Linked DNA regions of Mus musculus: region 1 is linked to region 2. Evidence: chromatin loops called from intact Hi-C (ENCODE). Cell type or tissue: left cerebral cortex. All regions are shown on one strand. Each heading gives the region's core, and the rest is flanking DNA. Links, peaks and the distances in the headings are about the cores only.

Region 1 (8,343 bases), core at 149-8,148, 59 kb before region 2:
CTTTTGTCAACACAAAAACTTGAAAAGTTTCTCTGTAAATGCTTTTAAGCTGGCCATAGAAGTGCTGAGAATTTTGTGTGATCCAAAACACAGATGGTTTCCACTAGGGGCTCCTAAAAGCCTGCAGCATGAGGAACCTGCATGAGAATTCAGACAGCTCATTAGAGTCCCTAGCTGGTAAAGAGGGAGGCATCTTAGATGACAAGGAGATCCACCTAACAGTTGGGTCCAGTCACACCTGAAATCTGTCCTGCCCTTACACTTCACAAGCATATTGTCTACTATTCCCCATTTTCTTCCAGACCAAGTGGAATATGGTTTCATTAAAACCTAAAGAAGTCTTTAAAAATGTCATTCAATTCTTCTCACTCATGTTTTTCAGTTATCCTCTTGTTCTTCATGGTATCAAATATCACTCTCCCAATTAAAGGGGAACTATTTGTACTTTCCAATCACTCTAGATGTATAGAGAATCCTTACCCTGGTACTGTAGGGGGAATTACATATGTAGATGCAGATTACATTGCCACCAGATAGTGTAGGTATCCAGGTTTTTGTTCAGAAATCTGCTGTTGACACAGTGATTGACAGAGCTTTCGGAATTTTTAGAACCTTAAAGAAAGTGGGTCAAAATTTAAGACATGATTATCAAAGAGATTAATCTTTAAAACATAAGATTACTGCCTAATGCTCTTTCAATGGAAAATGTAGACAGTTTTCCCATTACAGCAGAGATGTCCAGAATAATTTATGTGACTTAACGGAAGTATACATTAACAGCACTAATGGTACTAACTTTTCTACTTTTCTCTCTGAGTTTTGTTGCTTTCATAGGTCATTTTTCTGAGTAGCAAAATATTCATAAAATAAATATTTGCAGAAAAGTGCCACTAAATCATTGTATGGAGGCACTTAGCTAAAAGCTGTAATAACACAGGTTGAAAGAATAAAAACAAGAGGAAGAAAATGAGAAACATACATCACAGATCTAATGGGCAGTCCTTGGATCTTATGTGCAGTTCTTTGACTATCACCTGCTGCAAGCAATCAGCTTGGAAACACTACCTGATTACCCGAATTCCAGCTTCCTCAGCCACAAGATTATATTGACATATTACATAGTGTGTGGGTGTTGTTTGATTGCCTTTCCTGAAAGCCATCTTGTATGGACATGGGAACAGCATCTTGCCACACCTCTGGCATCTACAAGGACAGGATTCTCATCTGCCTACCAAGGCCGTTTTTTAGGATTAGTAAAGCAGAAAGAACTCAGATGCTCTGAAATTGCCAAAGCTGAGATATGACAGGTAAGTAGTTTCTGTTTTATGATAATCTGTCGTCAACAATGATAGTATGAAGCAAGGAAGAAGCCAATAAATACAATTCAAAATAGGCCTATTGTTCTGACTTCCAAGTCTTTACATGTTCAGCTGTGCTCTGTGTTACATGACATTCAGAGACTCCCCCCCCTCCCACTAGAACTACCCAGGGCATTCCTCCCTTTGCCTTCTCTTTGAATCTAGAAGCAATTGCTCACTAGCAAGAACATTTCTAATTACATTCTCTAGTCTCATATAATTGTTAGCAATAAATTGAATATAATAAAATTTTGAAACCTTTACGTCACTATCCAATCATAAGTCACTACACCATGATTTCAAATAAAAGACAGTGTACAATTGAATCTTGATTATTGTCTTCAACCAACTCCAGTTGTGTGGAACACATGTAAATGAAAGAATTTGCATTCTCTATGTAGTTTTACATGTCAGTGGCAGGTCAAAGGTTTCATGAAACTCAAACAAGAGAGATTTCAGTTGAGCATAAAAAAAGGAAATTTAACGTTGGGTATTACCTAGTTTGTGACTATATTGCTTTCAGCTCTATTTTTAATGTAAATTATTTTGTTTATTTACATTCCAGTCATTGTCCCTGCTCAGTTCTTCCTCCCACTGTTCCTCATCCCATTCCTCCTCCCCCTTGGCTCTAAGAGGGTACTACCCCCCACCCCCACCCCAGAGGCCTTCTCCTTTCCTGGAGCCTCAAGTTTCTGGAGGATTAAGCTCAGCTTCCCCCAGAGGCCAGAGGAGGTAGACCTCTGCTATATATGTGCCAGGGGCCTTGGACCAGCCTGTGTATGCTTCCAACTGGTGGCTCAGTCTCTGGGAGCTCCCTTGGGTTAGGTAAGACTTCCTTATGGGGTTGCTCTCCCCTTTAGCTTCCTCAATCCTTCCTCTAATTCCACCAAAGGAGTCCCAGACTCAGTCCAATGGCTGGGTGTAAGGATCTGCTTCTGTCTCTGTCAGCTGCAGGTAGGGCCTCTCAGAAGTCAGCCATGCCAGGATCCGGTCTGTAAGCACATCATACTTTCAGCTATATTGTTTTTCACGTTTTAAGTCCCTTTCCATTTTAAAAAATCACTTGATAATAATTAATTAACAAATAAAAACGTCATACAGCTATATTAAGGTACCACTCACTTCTCTAGTTCCCAATGAACTACTAATAGACTCTGCTTTTCTCCCTTAAGTCAATCCTGTTGGTAGGAAACTCCCACAATATTGGCCAAGGCAAACCTCAGAAACCCTTCCCCAGTGTATCTATTAAACAAATATAATAGGGAATCTTAAAGGACAGCTTTAAAAAAAAATGAAAGAATAGAAAACCAATTATCCTTATATCCTCTTTTCTGCTTCCTGGATCATTTTTCCTGCATCCTGCCTTTCCTCATCACCTACCCTTCCCCTTTCTTGATCTCCTCACTAAATTTTATACTATACTGACATTTATTTCTATTTATGCACTTAAGTAGAGCTATGTGCCTGTCATATTTCACCCACCTAGGCATAAAAAAACAACGAAACTATCTTCTTCCATCATGTAATTGATTTTCTTCCTCCAGTCTTCACTTGTTTTATAATAAATATTTACTATATGTTTGTTTACTCTCAGTCCTAACCTATTATTACATTTTCTGTATGAGATAAAACTAATTTGTAAATGAGGGCTAGAGAGATGGCTGCATGGTAAATGTGCTTGCTGAGCAAACCTGCCAACCTGAGCTCTACTCCTGGAGCCTACATAAAGGTAGAAGGAGGAAATTGATTCCAGAGTGTTGTCCTTGCACCAACAGACTGGCATGTGTACCTCGTCTAATACTTCATGATAGATAGATAGATAGATAGATAGATAGATAGATAATAAATATATAAATAGGTAGATATTTAAAATAATATCAAAAATAAAATAAATTTGAGGTAAATTTTTCTACTACTATCCTTTATGAATAAAGTGATAAAACTTAACTGATAATTCTGAGTTACTCCGATTTCCCTCATAACTGTAGCTTTATCTTAGCCCAGTTGTATATCAATGGATTCCTTTTGCCCAAATACTGCCATTTTGGATAGACTCGGGGAGTCAGTAGGGCATATGAACAATATTGAGACATTCAGCATTCGTGATTATATGGCAGACCAGTCAATTCATCTTATAATGCCTTAATAATGTGAAGAATGGAAAGCAAGAAAGGAATGGTTTCCAACAGGACTTTTGAGAACCATAATTTGCACCAAGTTTCTGGAATAGACAATAATGAGCTGAGTAATTTCTTGATCTACAAGCCGGATTCAACCTCTTCAAGGTAAAATAGAACCTGCCCTGCTTAGAAGTCAATCGGTAAAATAAAATATCAAAAATACAATTAAATAATCAAAAGGTGGCTTTTTATGTAGGATTCCTGGATTGCTCACATCCAAATTATACAAAGGAAGCTTTGGGAGTGGAGATTATCCCAACTAAATGCCTAAAAAAAAAAAAAACCTTAAATCTGCCATGAATCTGAGTTGGTATCTTGCCTCACAATCAACTAGAGCAATTAGAGAATGTCAGAGTACCGAGGGACAGCAGTGGTTAGTTTGGGAAAAGATAACCAGGTAACCTTCAGAGCGAAAAGTTTACAGAAACCCCAAGTCCCTGCTGTTCCCTGATACTTTCTCATCAGTCTCCCTGCTTACACGGTCCAGCAAATCTGAGAGGAAAAATGTTCAGAGGAGAATGGATTACAGAGATGTTACCTTAGGAACAAAAACTCTCTGAAAGGGATCGCCTTCTTATCACCATCTCTGAACGCTGTGCCCAGTGAGAGCAAAACATGTAGAAACAAAAATAATGGATCAAAAGCAGCCAGCTTGAATGTTGCATGAATCCACAAGCTAAATGTGAACCTGGATCACCAATGCAAGCTCTTAAGAACTTTCACACAGCTTTTGATTATCACTCGGATTTATTCTGAAAATTTAGCCAGTAAACTTAACCATTCGGTATTTAGTTGTAGCATTTGCTTCTAGGATACCATAGGGGCCCAAGGGCATGCTCTGTCTGACCTAGAAAAACACCAGAGAAGAGAGTGTTACTATTGAAGTCCAGCATTTTCCAGACATAACATTTCAATTATTCACTAAGGTGTATGATTTTCCTGGTAGACAGCTTTATTCCAGAAAATATAGACAACATTCATCGCTCCTGGCCTTTCAGGGAGGAGACTAGTAGCTAATAATAGAGGGCTGGAGTGAACACTCAAAGTCCATTTTTTTTTTAAGCTGAATCATTTCTAACTAAGATAAACAGCTTGTAAAGTGGGCATTTGTGTTCATGAAGAGGCTGCTCTCTAATTGTAATATAACACACTAGGTAAATAAGCAAGAGGTGTTTCAAAGAATCCAAACAGCTCATAGTCACCCCCTGCTGGGTACACTTCTAACAACTTGGCATTAGCACACACCTTCCTCTGAATGGAAGAGAACAAAGAGAAAGAACAAACGAGATATAAAACAAAAAACAAAAATGCCCTAGGGTTGTTCTGAACTCCAGCGGCTCAGCATAGGTGAAGGGAGGCTTCATCAGCACAGTGGGAAGTTTGCAGGCACACAGGTCTATGCCCTAGAAAATGCCTCTGAAGTCTATTGCTAATCAGACTAAACAAAGCATTTTAAAGAGCAGATGAAGTTTAAGAAAAAAAAAAAGTGGCATGTTCTGTGTGAAGAATATTACGTCACCTCACCTGCTCTTGAATCGGTATGCTGGCACCATGTAACTGTCTGGAGATTTCTCTCCCGGCAAAGAAAGACTGGAATTATTTATGTTTTCATTGTGTCACATTACACGAAGCTACAACGCATAATAATTGGAAAAAAGAAGCCTCAGGTGACACAGATGGTAGTACCAATTGTTTAAGGGGGGAAAAAAATCCCGATCACAAGCTTTGCATTAAAACTACTCTGACAAATGAAATCATCATAGAGGGGAAAAACAGAACTGAGATTGAATAACAATTCCGGGTTCCTGTCACCTTCCTCCATATCGAGATTCATCTCTGCCATTAAAGTCGCTTCAGAGTAAAATAAGGACAGTGTTTCCTGTTTCACAGGATAGAGATTAAACACTGCAAGAGAAGAAAGGAGAAGCCCCTGAACATTTCGGAGGGATCTAATTTGGAAAATGAAGATACACGTGTTTGCTGCCTCTAAGTACCCTTCTGTACCCGTCATACATGACCTGTCTCTGTGTTCTATCTCTCTGCTGTGTGGGAATAGCAGCCACAAGTTAATAGAGGATCAGAAGAAAGAGGGTGGTTACTTTAAAGGTTTTTTTTTTTTCCATTTTCTCAAGGCCACCATGGAGGTGTCAGCTTATATAAAAATAGCAGATACATAGAGCATTTAAACAACCTTTTCTGAAATGTTTATGGCTCTGATCTCATGTTGAGGGTGTCATTTGTATAACCTTAATATTTAAGATGTCGCTGCTGCTCTTTCCTTCTTGCCCTTTATATTGAACAATGACACAGTTGACAAGGGGAGCATCAAATACAGCTGCCAAGTGTGACGCGTAACCCAGAGGCTTTGCAAACTCAGGGTCCGTGGGATGCTCACCCTGCTGCTCGGAGCTGCAGACATCCTGGGCAGTACCAGTCCCTGGGCTTGGCAATGTCCTTCCACACCTAAAGCAGCCTCTATTATATGATTTTTTTTTCCCTGTCTCTTGGCTTCCAGAGAGCTAAGCCAAAGATTTCTCTTTGTGAGTCTTTTGAGGTTTTGTTGCCTGCCGCTCCCAGTCTGCCCCGTCTCTCATTCTATCATAAGCTGCCTGGCCCTCTTCCTGTCTTCTCTCCTCTGTGCGTGACTTGCCTTAAGAGATTCACTTACAGTTGCAAGCTTCCTCTGCTGGTTGGCAGGCTGAGCCGTAGGATTTCATTTTTAGTGAGTGTTATGGTTCTTGATGTCCCCTTTGATATAAATAGAGCTCTGAAAATTTTCAGCCAAAAAAAGGGGGGGAGGGGAGGGGGAGGAAAGCATTCCATATAAAGCCTGTGAGGACCAGGAGAAAGCTCAAAGGAGATGAATGAACTAATCCTGCCAAAGGAAGTCTTCCCCAAGTGGACCCGGAGTGAAAAGTTGGCATCAGTGACCTGCTCTATTGCCTCATTTTTCATGACTTTGAAGGGAGGTCCTGGGAAAGGGGACCACATTTAATCACCTTTCAAATCTTTACAAACTATTTTAGGGCATGAAGAAGGGCTCAGTGAGTAAGCACATTTGCTCCATTAGGCCTGATGTCCTGAGTCTGATCCCTTGATACTCACGGTGGAAAGAGAGAATCAATTTCCAAAATAATGTTCTCTGTCCTTCATGGGTATGTCATGGCATAGACGCCTGTCCCCGTGCGCACGCCCGCGCGCGCACACACACACACACACACACTTTAAAAAAATAAAATTACAGAGTCTCTTTTGTCAGTTATTACTATTATCAATTAGTTTTTAAAAAGCACACAAGCGCTTGCGCTCTTATCTATCTATCTATCTATCTATCTATCTATCTATCTATCTATATCATGTGTTGGGTTGTTCACAACCAACTTTAGTTTCAGTTCCAGGGGTCTCTTAATCAGGGCTATATAAGCATATGCACTTGTGTACATATATACAGACACAGACACATTGCGTGCAAACACACACACATAAACATAATTAAAAATAAATTAAAAATGTTTAAAAGTTAAAAGACGTACAACAGCAGTACATACAGTATTTTTTCTATTACTTAATTTTATGTCTATTTTACATAGGCAACTTTTACTCCCACTTCTTCAGGGATCGCCCATAAGAGTGTAAGTGTCCATTGCAGTACGCAGTAGGGAATATTTCATTTCTGCTCCAGAAAGAGCCATCCATCAATAACTTCTGGTGCTCATCCAGGTCTCATATCCCACGTTACTGTGTATGCAGAATGTCTTCTGAAAGTTGTAAAGATCTCTATAATCTTTTGAGCTAGAACAGCTTCCCCGGAGGCCGAATTTATATTCTAACAGCATATTCTCCATTTTTTTTCATCTCCCCAAGACACCCTCAGGAAAAGATTACCTTTCAGACTCACCTATAATCTATTCATACCTTAGCACTATTAGGAGTGAGAAATGTCTCTAACCCATGTTATGTGTCACACATACAGCCAATCCACTAATACTTAGAGGTCCTAACTAATTCTGTTTATAGCCACTAATTTTGACCTACTAGTTACTGAAATCATAACAACAGAAGGACCAGAGAGCTGTGTCTGAAAAGTCTCATGTTTGAGGTTGAAGAGGGACACTAGTTCTATAGGACTAAGAAATTTATTAAAAGCATTATTGATAACATAGGCAGATAGAAATCAGGCTGGTGAGGCTATGAAGGGAATTCAGGTATCAAAATTATAGATAAACAGACATAGTGAAGGACCTGATGAGAGTTCAGGAATACAAGGCATAGTGGAGGTGTGTTTCTATAAGTCTGTAAGGAAGAAGGGGGGCTTCAAGTAGTCAAGTTATCCAGAATCCTCAGCCAGAATTTAGGGAGTATTCCAGTGTAGGAATGCATAGCTCTGAAATTGTGGAGGGAGGATGATACATCCAGTTAGTGTATCAACCATTAGGAGTTAGAAACATGTAGCTACCAGTAACCGCCAGTCATCATTTGATGTCTCCTATTTGGGGCATTGAGAAAGGCACATTATATTCTTCTGGAATCTGAGTATCCTGCATTGGGAATTTATGTGCAGATTTGCAGTGGGAGGCTTGTCATTTTCTTGTAGTGGCTGTAGCTCTAAGAAAGAGAGCTGAGCTGCTGTCTAATCTGGATTCTGACAAATTTGAGACTATTCGTACTGTCTCTACAGTCCTCTCCTATCAACAGGTTACTCTTTACAAGATGGATAACTATTCTGAACACGTATTCAGTGCTATTCTATAATAAATGCAAAGAGGGGAATGGACATAGGTAAGAGAGAGAATCTTCAAAAATGA
Region 2 (8,343 bases), core at 149-8,148:
AGTGACCTCAGCCTTAAGCCTTAGCATTGTGAATTTAATTTATGGTTTTATAAGCAAGGAAGACCAGAGACTAGTCTGTTTAAGTTTGTGGTAGAAGGCAATATTCCTTTCTATCATCTGAAGGTCAATCATGAGGAAACACTGTAGCTCAATAGAAGAAATTTTAAAAATGAATAATTTTTAAAGTGATGCATAACACACCGTTTCGTTGCAGTTAATTTTATTTTCCACCGGTTTACTCTAAGACTGTCCAAACATAAGATATTTTAATTCTTTTCATACCCGGGAAAACACTTTTATGAAAAATTAAGTGTGAAAGTAACTTAGGTTCAAAAGTAAGGCAATTATTCCTATTCTTCCAACTTGTATTGTAGAAAAGCAGGCCAAACTGTGGAAGCAACAACCTATTTTAGGATGCGTGACAGTCCAACTACCATGCTGACTGTTGCTATGTTTTACCTCCATTTTTTTCAGTAGGTGAACATCTTTAGAGGGAACACTCTCTTCCTTCACCTGCAAAAGGAAATATCCAAATCTATCTAGTCCTCTGAGTTCAAGGCATGACACAACTAACCCACACTTTGATCTCAGTATTTTGGAGCCAGTGGGCTTAGCTGTAAGGACATTTTAGAAATGGAGAAGGCAAAACACCAAGAGGTAAATGATATGTAAGGAAACCTCTACTGGGAATATCATAATCTTAACTAAATTAATTGAGACTGTTCTATGCATAATTGTTAAAAAGTTCATTCTGCTTTGTAAAACAAAAAAGCAGGATATGGCATATAATTCATTAAGATTCAAGTTTGTATAACTATACAGTAATAAATCACAATATATCTATGTTATGGTAGTTTTCTAATCATGAAATGGTTTTAAATAAAGATGTTTCTGAAGCATGTCACATGCTTTGAAATCAGAGGAAGGGGAATCTAGAAACAAGACTTGAAATGCATTTCACAATTGCATTAAATCCAACCTACACAAATATGCTAGATGCTTTCCATAACTATCCCCTCTGGGGTAATTTAAAGTGGGCTGTGAGCACAGATTTCTAGCATAGCAGCAGATCTCAACATGTAAGGTGAAGAATGGCAAGTGGGTCAGCGGGTAATAGTACTTAGACTGTTGCTTAATCTTACAGGGGTTGCCTAGTATGTCTTAGTATTGGATTCAATCACTACACACACAGACAAACACACACACACAAACACACACACACACACACACACACACACACACACACACACACACACACAGACACACACACACACGCACACCCACACACACATCTTCTTTTTAGTGGTTCCAGAATAGCAGATTAGATAGAAATGATATTTTTATTGTCATGCTAAACTAAGAAAATGAGGAGATATGATCAATTCCAAGTTTGTGGTTTAGTAAGAACCATCTTGATTAAGTTCAAGTTATATGACAGTAAACATTTCTGCATTTTGTTTCAGGTCACCCAGCCAAAGTCCTCAACCTATTAGGCATCACTGTCTTTTCTTTTTCTTTCCTGTAAAAAGGTAATCTGTATTTTTACAATACCTGGGTAGGATTTTTTTTCTATTTGATAGAGAAGAAAAAAATGTAATAATAGTGACTAAAAAAAAAATCAGAAATAATGCTGTACTGTGTGTTTGGGAGTGTGTGTGGCTTTTCCCACACGAAAAGTAGAAGATTCAGCAGCCTGATATAATTCTTTGAAAAAAAAGATTATAAATACATGCAAAACTGAAGAGGCACCCTACAGTTGTATGAATTTAATTACATATTTGAACTGAAAGATAAAGTATTTCACATTGATGAACGTTTGTTGAATACAGATACAGGAATTTTTTTTCTTTTCACACAAAGAATTGTTGCTACTCTTAGTAAACTTATTTTCTATCACTCTGTCCATAGTAACTCTTTTCAATTCTCTGAAATTTATTTTACTATCTTGACTCCGACATCTTCTTTAACAATGCTTTTTTCTACCAAGAAAAGGTCACTTTCTTGATTTATGTCTGATGTAGCCCTATTATCTCCCCAGGAAATTTTCTTCATTTTAATTCTCAGGTAGCTAAGTACTAGGATTTCTTCTTTAAAACTTCATAAAACCTGCCTTATCCATAAGTCAAAATGATGTGCTTTAATCTATTAGATGAGGCAAAACAACTTCTAAACAATGTTTTCAGACAGGTTCCCTCAGCTCCTGTTGAGAGATTGTTATAAGCCACCCCCAGCATTTCATGAGTGGGAATCTTGACCTTCCCTATTCTTTTCTGTGGAGTGGCCTCTCCACTTTATTTCATGGTCAAGAGAGAAGGCTTCGGTCTCAGCACCTACCCCGCTCTTCTCTGTATGTCTGAGTCATACTTAGTCAGCTGTCTCCCTGTTTCTAGCTTCTTTCTCTGCTTTTTCTGAGCTTATACCATCTCCCACTTTAACTATTTGCTAGCATCTTCTCTTCTACAAAACATACAACTTTTTTTTTCTCAAGAAGAGGGGGTATGTTTTGTTTTTCCTCAAAGAATTTAATCGTCTTTGACGAACCTCAAAACTATATTCCACACTTGCTACCAAGTTTCTACCTATTCTGAAGATTGTCAGTCTTCTTACATCCCAGCGCTTTAATGATACATTTTTCCCCCAAAGACTTACTTAGTGCTCTAGATAGGTAAACTAGTGACATTGCTTTGTGAGACATGGTCTTCTTAGGCAACCCAATGTTGGGCCCCACTTTTGGCACTGGTTTGGGCCTTGAGGACCAACTGGAGCCTGGCTCGAGTTTCTGCGGCCTTGTGGGAGAACCTAAGCCTGGTTCGAGTTTTGAGACCTGTCTCAGTCACTTCAGTATCCATGTGACTTAGCAAGACCAATTTGGCCCTCCCTTTGCCCTGCTGTTGCTGATGTAGAGCTTTGCCATTGGCCCTGTCAGTCACTCCATACTCTTGGTCACCCTTCCCTGCCTCCTATGTCATCTCACCCCACCAAAAATTATACTTCGTATGTCCTGAACTTATATAAGCGAAAGAAAGGCTGATGCCATAAAGTTCCTGCTTTGACAAGACTCCCAGTTCAGTGTGTTTCTTTTTGAGCCATGGACACTTGCCATCCTGCTCAGCCCTGGAGAGACCTCTCTCTTCTCGGCTGGATGTGCTGGCAAGGAGCCGGCAACCCAAGATTTCTACCAACATGTTATCCTCTAGGTTCATCCACCCCAAAGCTGGGATTAAAGATGTATACTGCCAAACCTTACCTGCAATTAATTTTTATGTAGAATTTCTCTTACCTCTCAGCAACATTTTATAGCTATCCCAGATTCTGTTCTAAAAATTCATTACCTTGTTACCAAACTGCGTATTAGATAATTTTTACACTTTTGTATGCTACCATGCTCTTACTTGTTCATGGAAGGATTTGGAAGAGTCTGAGCGCAGTAATCTGTACTGTTAGTTTTACTTAGAACTTTTTTTGAGGACATAATCCAAATTTACACTGTATCACTAAACCCCCTGAAATACCTATTTGAAGGCTTATAGCCTTATGAAATATTGTACCTTTAAAGGCCATAGAGCTTGCATTAATTCCATCTTTGCTTCTAATTTTTCTACTGCTTCTACTTATGAAAATTGTTAGCATCATCGCTTTTTATCTTCAATATTTAAGACATCAATCCCTTTTCATTTTCTCAACCCTTATGTCCCACTCATTGTTGGAGTCAATGAGATTATCCCTCCAAAGCACCGTCCAATATATGAGTTTCAGTTTTCATATTTTAGTTAAATAATACAATTCAAAACAGCAACCTGTTTCATATTTCAGTCACTATGATGTATTAGATAGGTAGTATGCACAAATATGAGACTAGCCACTAGCTATTTAGTTGATAATTCATTATACAAATGGCAAATGGGTATACTGATTGGCACCTAATACCATAACTTCCTTCAAAACGTATTGGTAATTGTTGATGATGTCTGTGTTTCAGTTTATGCACAGAACGTACGTAGGGCATGCAATAATTATATTGACTTGTCTCCTATGTGACATTTTACAAAAGTAAATAACCAGAAGAGTCAACCATGAAAATCAAGAACCAGGAAAGTATAGCAATGAAAAGTGCAGTCGGATAATGCTGGAATGGCAATTCAAATCCAGTGCAAATAATATTGCAGAAAACAAGCTTACCATGAAAGTAGTGCTATGCCCTATATTTAAGAGACTTGCACCAGTCTCCTCCATGTGAGTGTGATACAATCCAAGAAAGCGATTAGGGAAGAAAGTGAAGTGGGATGTCCTAGAGAGGAAGTGATGCTAGCACAAAATGCTCCAATAAAGGAACTCTTAGAGATACCACATAGCACTGCAACTTCATGATACAAAACATTGAAAGTTGTTTCCAACTTAGAAATAATGTAATTCACAACGATATTGGAAAGATGTTCTTTCATCTGAATAAGCTATGTGATAATAAGGCAAACACTGTTTAAACTACTTCTGGCATATTTTATACAAAGAGGTAAACATGTATTGGGTTTTATACAAAGAGGTAAACAGGTTATCAGTACTTCTAAATGTTTCAAATCACTGTGCTATACAGCAAATAGATATCAGTGTGGCTCTTTTTCATTTTCCCACATGACTATAAGTGACCAGGAGTTTACATATGATAAGAACGATCTTAAAGTTTGTAAAACAATTCTCAGTTCTTTTCTTGATTTCTAAAACTGCTTTGCATGGTTTTCGTCTCCTGGAGTCATCCCTATGCTTCGTTATTACTCTGCCAAGTGGAAAGTGGGTGCAGTATCAACTCCTTTTCAGCAATCTTTGCACGTGTCTCATGCAGTACACGGGCTGTTCTTTCTCAGCAACTTCCTCACTCTGCTTAGAGAAAGGGTATCGGCAGATGGCAGAGAGGGAATCTTGCCAGTGGCTTTCAGACATCCTCCTGAGAATTACCCATTTCAGTGCTGCAGGCAGCTGTGATAATCAAGAGACACTTCCAGCAGTGTCTGGGTGTCTGCCTGAGGACCAGTGACTTTGGCGCTGGGAGGAGTGAGTTCATGACCTGGAGATATCTCTAATTCTGACATTTCCGGAACTTTGCAAAACCACGAATAATCTTCTGACCTTTGCTTTGACAGTTCTTTAACATTTGTCTCTATCAAGTGGCCTACGTTCGGCATATTCTTTCTGATATCTGTTTCCCGATTGCCCCTGACCTAGAGTATTTGGGGGTACTTCATGGATGAAGAATTTTCAAGATAAGTGGTGTTACATATTCAAAAAAGTGGCCTGAGGATTTGAAGAACAAGGCCTAGGAGAAGGCATTCAATTAATGGAGCAAGGACTTGAGAAATGTTTAATTATCCTATTGACAAAAGCAGCTGTCACCCTTTAGGGGTGACTAATTCATATCCTCACCTATGTAGTTCTGCTAAAACTCCTATGGCCTCAGGGCACCAGCATCTTCAGAATCTCACTGCATAGCTAGTTGTTAAGACTCTGAAATGGTTCCCCCTTGAAGAACACTTAAGGGTGTGAAGAGGGTTTAGAAGCACCACTCAGGCATGTACCATTACATAATGGATACAGCTGGACCATATCTTTTGACTTAAGTGTCAAGTCTTAATTCAAGATGGGATCATGGGCAAGGACCTCCTGATTCATAACTTTCCAAAGAAAATTGCATAGAAAAATTATCCTTACAATATTGGGTAAAGGAAGTGCCAGTGGATTAATAAACAGGTGAAAGGATAGGGGGGATAAATGTTGAAATGTTTTGAAGGAGGATCTGGTAGTTCCTCAGAAAATGGGAAATAGCTCTACCTAAAGACTCAGCTATACCACTCCTGTGCATATACTCAAAAGATGCCCTTCCATACCACAAGGACATGCGATCCATGTTCACAGCAGCCTTATTCATAATAGCCAGAAACTACAAACTACCCAGATGTCCCTCAACTGAAGAATAGAGAAAATGTAGTTCATTTACACAAACGAATACTATTCTGCTATTAAAAACAAGGACATTCCACATTTTACAGCCAAATGGATGGAACTAGAAAATATCATCCCGAGTGAGGTAATCCAGACCCATAATAATCCATTGATAAGTGGATATTAACCAGAGCATACAGAATATCCATGAGACACCCCACAGATCTTAAGAAGTTAAACAAGAAGAAAGACCCATGTGAGGATGTTTAAATTCCACTTAGAAGGGGGAAACAAAGTAGTCATGGGAGGGAGAGGGATGAAGGGTGGGAGGGAGGGAGGGAGGGAGGGAGGGAGGGAGGGAGGGAGGGAGGGAGGGAGGGACTTGGGTGAGATTGGGGAGGGAGAAGATAATAGCAGGGATAGGATCAGGATCAGGTATGGGGGGGGGTGGACAGGAGAGAGGCGCAGAGGACCAGGAGAATAAATAGAAATAGGCAGCTGCTTGGGGTGGGGGTACCTCTAGAAAGTCCCGGAGAACTGGGATGGGGAGTCTCCCAATGCTCAATATGCGTGACCTTCGCTGAAATACCTAACACTGGGGACGTGGAACCTGAAGAGCTCACCTCCAGTAGTCAGATAGGACCTCTGGTAGACAGATGGGGGCACCAACCCACATTCAACATTTTTGACCCAGAATTGTTCCTGTCTAAAAGAATTGCAGGGCCAAATATGGATCAGAGACTGAAGGAATTGCCGACCAGTGACCAGCCCAAATTTGGATCCATACCATGGCCAGGCACCAATCCCTGACACTAGTAATGAAGCTATGTTGTGCTTGCTGACAGGAGCTTAGCATGGCTGTCCTCTGCAAGGCTTGACCCAGAAGCAGATTGAGACAGATGCAGATACTCACAGTCAATGATTGGAAGGAGACTGAGTACCCCTAAGGAAGAAAAGTCTGGGGAAGGATCGAAGAACTGAAGGGGATTGAAGGAAGACCAGCAGTCTCAACTAATCTAGACCCCTGGGAGCTCCCAGAGACTGAGTCACCAACCACAGAGTATGCACAGGCTGGTGTGAGGCATCTGGCACATATGCAGCAGAGGGCTACCTTGCCTGGCCCCAGGGGGAGTGTATATGCCTAACCCATATAGACTTGGTGCCCCAGAGTAGGAGGATATGACATCTCCCTCTCAGAGGCAAAGGAGAGGAGGGATAGGAGAAGAACTCTGAGAGGGGAGCCTGGGAGGGGGAGCAACCTTTAGACCTGGCCCCAATCTCCTGACTCCAGCATACTGCTCACTCCGTAGTTCTTATGAGGTTCTCCCAAATGATGTGAGGACAGATCACTTCAAGTGTGGTTTTTAAGGACAGTTCAGTTTTAAAATACTCTCTTGCCCTGCAACTATTTATTTTTGTTTCATATATATTTAGAATTTCATATTTAAGTACATTGTATGGTGTAGTCTGTCAGAAATAGAATCTAATATTCTCAGATTAGCTTTTAAGGCCATTTCGTAGGCTACTGTCTAAAATCCTATACTGTCCATATCTTTTTCTTTGTAGACCCTGAGCTTCAACTTCTCTGGAACACTGGTTCACGTTGGATGGATCAGTGTGTATTTAGGGAGCATTCTATATAATTTCCTACCTCCTCTATTCTAGTGTCCTGACTTCTATTTGCTCCCTTTACTCTAGTCTTACACAGCCAGGCCTCTGATTTTTTTCACTTAAAATTATTCAGTTTTATCAGTAAGTGAATGATCTTCATAGTATGGGGACTGGCAATCCATAACAAAAACGTCTGCATACACTAGGAAGCTTATGAGTAGCACCACTTTCTGACATGAAATAAACACAGAACAAAGACAGTTTATCGAAGCGTGACTGGGCTAACATTGTGAGAAGTTGAGTACCCCATTTACCCACCCCGTCTAACTTTTACTATAGGAAGTCATCTTACGCTAAAGACAGGGATCTCCAGATATTTTGTCCATCATCAAAGCAGCAAATAGGGAAGGAACCGGCTGATATTAGTAAATACCCCATCTTCCTCCCTGGAAGGGGCCAGTCTAAAAGCAAGAACTAACTTCCTCTTCACATGGAATTTCATTGTATGGCTGCACACATGTTCTGTCACATAAATAATGGTTCTGTTCTTAAATGACAGAAGAATGGATATAAGACATATAATTTGTAGATTCTTCCATGAACATCCATTTGTTTGCTCCATATAAACTGAGTTGAGATCAATAGACTTCTTTATCTTTCTGTTACTAGCACTAGTAATGGAGTCTCAATACATTAGCAGATAACAGATGATTATAGAATTATATTTTATGAGTGACATGCGACCAGGTTAATGCTGAGAAAGGTCCTAACATCCTACAAGGACTGGTGCTGTCAGAAGCA

The links. A loop is a pair of places that touch in the nucleus more often than their neighbours do. Peaks named below come from ENCODE experiments on the same cell type or tissue, not always from the same donor. Only the 100,000 strongest peaks of a DNase experiment are listed, where the experiment ranks them.
Region 1: a loop joins it to region 2, with 2.3 times the contacts of the local background. A loop is called at or near these places in 2 of 42 quality-filtered maps.

What each region holds. Positions count from the first base shown.
Region 1 is chr16:70,641,665-70,650,007 of GRCm38, reverse strand. No RefSeq gene overlaps it. Among named protein-coding and RNA genes, the nearest start is that of D16Ertd519e, 29 kb to the right of the region's middle. In left cerebral cortex, for the core only: a CTCF peak has its summit at 4,731; DNase peaks (open chromatin) are centred at 5,626, 6,134, 7,228, 8,055 and 4 more places; H3K27ac peaks cover 1,297 bases.
Region 2 is chr16:70,582,721-70,591,063 of GRCm38, reverse strand. No RefSeq gene overlaps it. Among named protein-coding and RNA genes, the nearest start is that of D16Ertd519e, 30 kb to the left of the region's middle. In left cerebral cortex, for the core only: no CTCF peak of the experiment used is centred there; DNase peaks (open chromatin) are centred at 2,322 and 4,886.